Regions from separate parts of the Homo sapiens genome. Here region 2 is linked to region 1. Evidence: read pairs that join two places in POLR2A ChIA-PET (ENCODE). Cell type or tissue: A673. All regions are shown on one strand. Region 1 overlaps NICN1 (nicolin 1, tubulin polyglutamylase complex subunit). Region 2 overlaps RHOA (ras homolog family member A).

What was found. Peaks named below come from ENCODE experiments on the same cell type or tissue, not always from the same donor. Only the 100,000 strongest peaks of a DNase experiment are listed, where the experiment ranks them.
Region 2: POLR2A ChIA-PET joins it to region 1 with 10 read pairs; 22 of 35 experiments call an interaction of 5 or more read pairs at or near these places.

What each region holds. Positions count from the first base shown.
Region 1 is chr3:49,425,753-49,428,252 of GRCh38, forward strand. NICN1 (nicolin 1, tubulin polyglutamylase complex subunit) reads right to left here. Exons shown (of 6, transcript NM_032316.3): 2 at 500-676; 3 at 131-244. Among named protein-coding and RNA genes, the nearest start is that of NICN1, 2.3 kb to the right of the region's middle. In A673, no CTCF peak of the experiment used is centred here; no DNase peak of the experiment used is centred here.
Region 2 is chr3:49,373,779-49,376,278 of GRCh38, forward strand. RHOA (ras homolog family member A) reads right to left here. Exons shown (of 5, transcript NM_001664.4): 2 at 1,656-1,813. The coding sequence starts at 1,811. Among named protein-coding and RNA genes, the nearest start is that of GPX1, 17 kb to the left of the region's middle. In A673, no CTCF peak of the experiment used is centred here; no DNase peak of the experiment used is centred here.

The DNA.
Region 1 (2,500 bases):
TCACACCCAGCTAACCTCCATGAAGGCCCCATTCACAATCTTCACCCATTACCCACCCCACCACCTAGCTTTCCCAGTCATAGAAGCTTTCTGGGGAAAGGGCCAGCCAGCAGCTGAGCTAGTCACTTACCTTTGGTCCCTGCTGATAGATCTGCAGCTCCTCCACTGTGAAAGACAGCCACAGTGGTGATGGCTGCCGCAGAATCAGGCGTAGCTCCGATATTCTAGCCATGTCACACAGCATCTGACACACACACACAAGGACCCAGCAAGGATCCAGCTCACTGCCCAGAAGCCTCCCAACCAGCAATGAGCCAGAATGCTGCCCACCCCACAGGCCTTGGGAAGGAAGGAACAGTAGTCCCTCCAAGGCACTTCCCTGGAAGTCACAGTTCAGGCCAGACTGGCCCCCTCTTCCCTCTTGGTATATTGATCCAATCCCCCCACCTCTGGTAAGTCCTCATCTGGGCTGCCCTGGCCATCCTGAGGCCCAGCTGACCTGATGCTTGAACAGCGATACATACTCCTGGGCTCCCTCCTCACTGTGTGGGTCAGGCATTAGGCAGTAGTCCCGCAGGCAGGTCACCCACTTGGCAGGTGTGTGTGCTGAGGTGTACTGACGGACACGGATGCTCAAAAAAGCTGTGTAGTAATTCTTAAACGTGATTTCCTGCAACTAGAACACATACAACCCATTACAACAAGTCAGACCCAGGCCCAGGGGCCTGAAAAGCTCAAAGATCAAAGGTGCCACCTCTTCCTTCTCCCCACCTTTTCTTTTTTTTTTTTTTTTGAGAGGAAATCTTGCTCTTTTGCCCAGGCTGGAGTGCAGTAGCGTGATCTCAGCTCACTGCAACCTCCACCTCCCAGGTTCAAGCGATTCTCCTGCCTCAGCCTCCCTAGTAGCCGGGACTACAGGTACGTGCCACCACGCCCAGCTAATTGTTTTGTACTTTTAGTAGAGACAGAATTTCACCATGTTGGCCAGGATGCTCTCAAATTCCTGACCTTAGGTGATCCACCTGCCTCTTCCCCTTTCAATGTACTCTTCTACTAAACTAACAATTTCAACAAGTATCACTAGGGCCCAAAGACAATTCTGCCTTCCTAAAGGTGCTCACAGTCTAAATGAGTAGGTCCTGGAAACAAACCACGACTGCAGATCTTGCCACACGTCCAAGATGCTGCTAGAGAGCAGCGCTCTAACCCTGGAAGAGGCAGAAAATGTACATATGAGGCCTGAAGGAGGAAGAGTTCACCAAGTGGACTAAGAAATGTAGAAAACGTGGCCGGGCACGGTGGCTCAAGCCTGTAATCCCAGCACTTTCGGAGGCCGAGGCGGGCGGATCACAAGGTCAGGAGATTGAGACCATCCTGGCTAACACAGTGAAACCCCGTCTCTACTAAAAATACAAAAAATTAGCCGGGCTTGGTGGCGGGCACCTGTAGTCCCAGCTACTCGGGAGGCTGAGGCAGGAGAATGGCGTGAACCCAGGAGGCGGAGCTTGCAGTGAGCTGAGATCGCGCCATTCCACTCCAGCCTGGGCGCGACAGAGCAAGACACGGTCTCAAAAAAAAAAAAAAAGAGATGTAGAAAACGTAGGCTGGGTGCAGTGGCTTACATCTGTCTGTAATGCCAGCACTTTGGGAGGCTGGGGCGGGTGGATCATTTAAGTTCAGGAGTTCGAGACCAGCCTGACCAACATAGTGAAACCCAATCTCTACTAAAAATACAAAAATATTAGCTGAGCGTGGTGGCGCATGCCTGTAATCCCAGCTACTCGGGAGGCTGAGGCAGGAGAATTGCTTGAACCCAGGAGGTGGAGGTTGCAGTGAGCCAAGATCAAGCCACTGTACTCCAGCCTGGGTGACAAAACGAGGCTACCTCTCAGAAAAAAAAAAAAAAAAAAAGAAATGTAGATAATGTAAAAGTAGCATATACAAATAATTACCAAAGGGTGAGAGAACCTGGTGTGCCACTGGAACAGCCAGTGATTCAGCTTGACTACTGCAGTGGATCTTGTCATTGGATACTCATCAGAATTACCCAAGAAAATGTGTTACCAAATAAATTGTCCTGGCTTCACCTTAGTCTACTAAGTCAGGATTTCCAAGGTTGGGCTCTTTAATTAAGTTTCCCATTTGATGGTAAGGAACAGCTTGGGGGAGAACCACACACCACAGCACAAAGCTCCTGAGACAAGAGAGACAGGGCTGGGCACGGTGGCTCATGCCGTGGGTGGATCACCTGACGTCACAAGTTCGAGACCAGCCTGTCCCACATGGTGAAACCCCGTTTCTACTAAAAATACAAAAATTTAGCCGGGCGTGATGGTGGGTGCCTGTAATCCCAGCTACTTGGGAGGCTGAGGCAGGATAATTGCCTGAACCCAGGAGGCGGAGGTTGCAGTGAGCCGAGATCGCGCCACTGCACTCCAGCCTGGGCAACAAGAGTGAACCTCCATCTCAAAAAAAAAAAGAGACAGAAACAGGTGGGGCA
Region 2 (2,500 bases), 52 kb before region 1:
AAAGTACAATCCCTGTCTCTTTATTTAAGAGAAAAAAAAAAAAGTATGAGAGGCCAAGCAAAGCATTACTTAGACAACAAAAGGAAGCAGAAGATTAAAAAAAAAAACAAAAACAAACCAAAACCAAAATTAAAACCCAAAAAAACCCTCCAATTTCACAAGAGCTTTGTTCCAGTCTTGCCAGAGGGCTTTTAGGACAGAAATGGGGAAGCACTGTTCTCACCATCAATGACAATAAAATAAAACAACTGTGGCAGGCTATTTTATGTTAAAGTAAAAAAAAATCTTTTGGCCGGGCACAGTGGCTCATGCCTGTAATCCCAGCACTTTGGGAGGCCGAGACGGGCAGATCACAAGATCAGGAGATCGAGACCATCCTGGCTAACACGGTGAAACCCCGTCTCTACTAAAAATACAAAAAATTAGCCAGTCTGGTGGTGGACACCTGTAGTCCCAGCTACTTGGGAGGATGAGGCAGGAGAACAGCGTGAACCCAGGAGGCAGAGCTTGAACTAGTAATCTAATACTGGGACATCTGATTAAATACTTTGACAGAATTTTTGTCAAAGTCCAAGCATACAAAGAAGTTCATCTGAGCATTATCTATATGGCAATGAACTAAACTTCAAATATACGTAAACTTGAAAAGAGCACATATGGCTGGGCAAGGTGGCTCACGCCTGTAATCCCAGCACTTTGGGAGGCTGAGGCAGGTGGATCATCTGAGGTCAGGAGCTTGAGACCAGCCTGGCCAACATGGCAAAATTGCATCTTTACAAAATACAAGTATTAGCCAGGCATGGCGGCGTGCGCCTGTAATCCCAGCTACTCTACTCTGGAGGCTGAGGCAAAAGAATTGCTTGAACCCGGGAGGTGGAGGTTGCAGCGAGCTGAGATTGTACCACTGCACTCCAGCCTGGGCGACAGAGCGAGACTCTGTCTCAAACAACAAAACAAAACAAAAAAAAAACACATATGCTAAGGACACCATGTCAAATACATATGAATGTAAACAAAGTCTGGATGAGTAGCAGTTAAAAATGAAAAAACAGCCAATCACCTGCGGTCAGGAGTTCATGACCAGCCTGGCCAACGTAGTGAAACCCCATTTCTACTAAAAATACAAAAATCAGCCAGGTGTGGTGGCATATTCCCGTAATCCCAGCTACTGGGGAGGCTGAGGCAGGAGAATCCTTTAAACCTGGGGGAAGGCTGGGCACAGTGGCTCACTCCTGTAATCCCAGCACTTTGGGAGGCTGAGGTGGGTGGATCACCCGAGGTCAGAAGTTTGAGACCAGCCTGGTGAAACCCCATCTCTACTAAACGAAAAATGAGCTCAGCATGGTGGCAACATGCCTGTAATCCCTGCTATTTGGGAGGCTGAGGCAGGAGAATCACTTGAACCTGGGAGGCAGAGGTTGCAGTGAGCCAAGACCGAGCCACTGCACTCTAGCCTGGGCAACAGAATGAGACTCCGTCTCCAAAAAAAAAAAAAGAACAAACTTGGACTAAGATGGCAGGATGAGAATGGATTCTTCTTTCCAACATTTTTGTTATATGGTATACTGAAGAGGCAAAAAGCTCTAATTCTCTACATGCTCCATAAATATTCTAACATGGAAAATGGCATCAGTTGTTATGAAAAGTATACTCACCTGCTTTCCATCCACCTCGATATCTGCCACATAGTTCTCAAACACTGTGGGCACATACACCTCTGGGAACTGGTCCTTGCTGAAGACTATGAGCAAGCATGTCTTTCCACAGGCTCCATCACCAACAATCACCAGTTTCTTCCGGATGGCAGCCATTGCTGAAACACAAAACACAGATATTACCTGCAATGCACAAGAAGTCATAGGTAGCTTACAGGATGACACATGCTTTGGTAACCATGGGGCATAAACCTCTATTAGCATACTCAAATTCAAACTTCTAGTACGCCGATCCACCTGGCACCAAAAGGTTATACATTAAAAACTCGTAACTAACATTATACTTAATGGTAAAAGACTGAAAAAAAGGTCTGCCCCCTAAGATCAGGAACAAGACAAGAATGTCTGTTCTTGCCACTTCTTTTTTTTTTTGAGACGGAGTCTCACTCTGTCGCCCAGGCTGGAGTGCACTGGCCCAATCTCAGTTCACTGCAACCTCCAGCCTCCCGGGTTCAAGCAATTCTCCTGCCTCAGACTCCCAAGTAGCTGGGATTACAGGCACGTACCACCACATCCAGCTAATTTTTGATAGAGATGGGGTTTCACCTTGTTGGCCAGGCTGGTCTTGAACTCCTGACCTCAGGTGATCCACCTGCCTCAGCCTCCCAAAGTGCTGGGATTACAGGCGTGAGCCACCACGCCTGGCCTGTTCTTGCTACTTCTATCCAGCAGGATACTGGAGGTCCTAGCCAGGGCAATAAGGTAAGAAAATGAAATAAAAGACATCCAAATTGGAAAGGAAGAAGTAAAACTATCTCAATTCACACATGAGATGATTTTGTAAT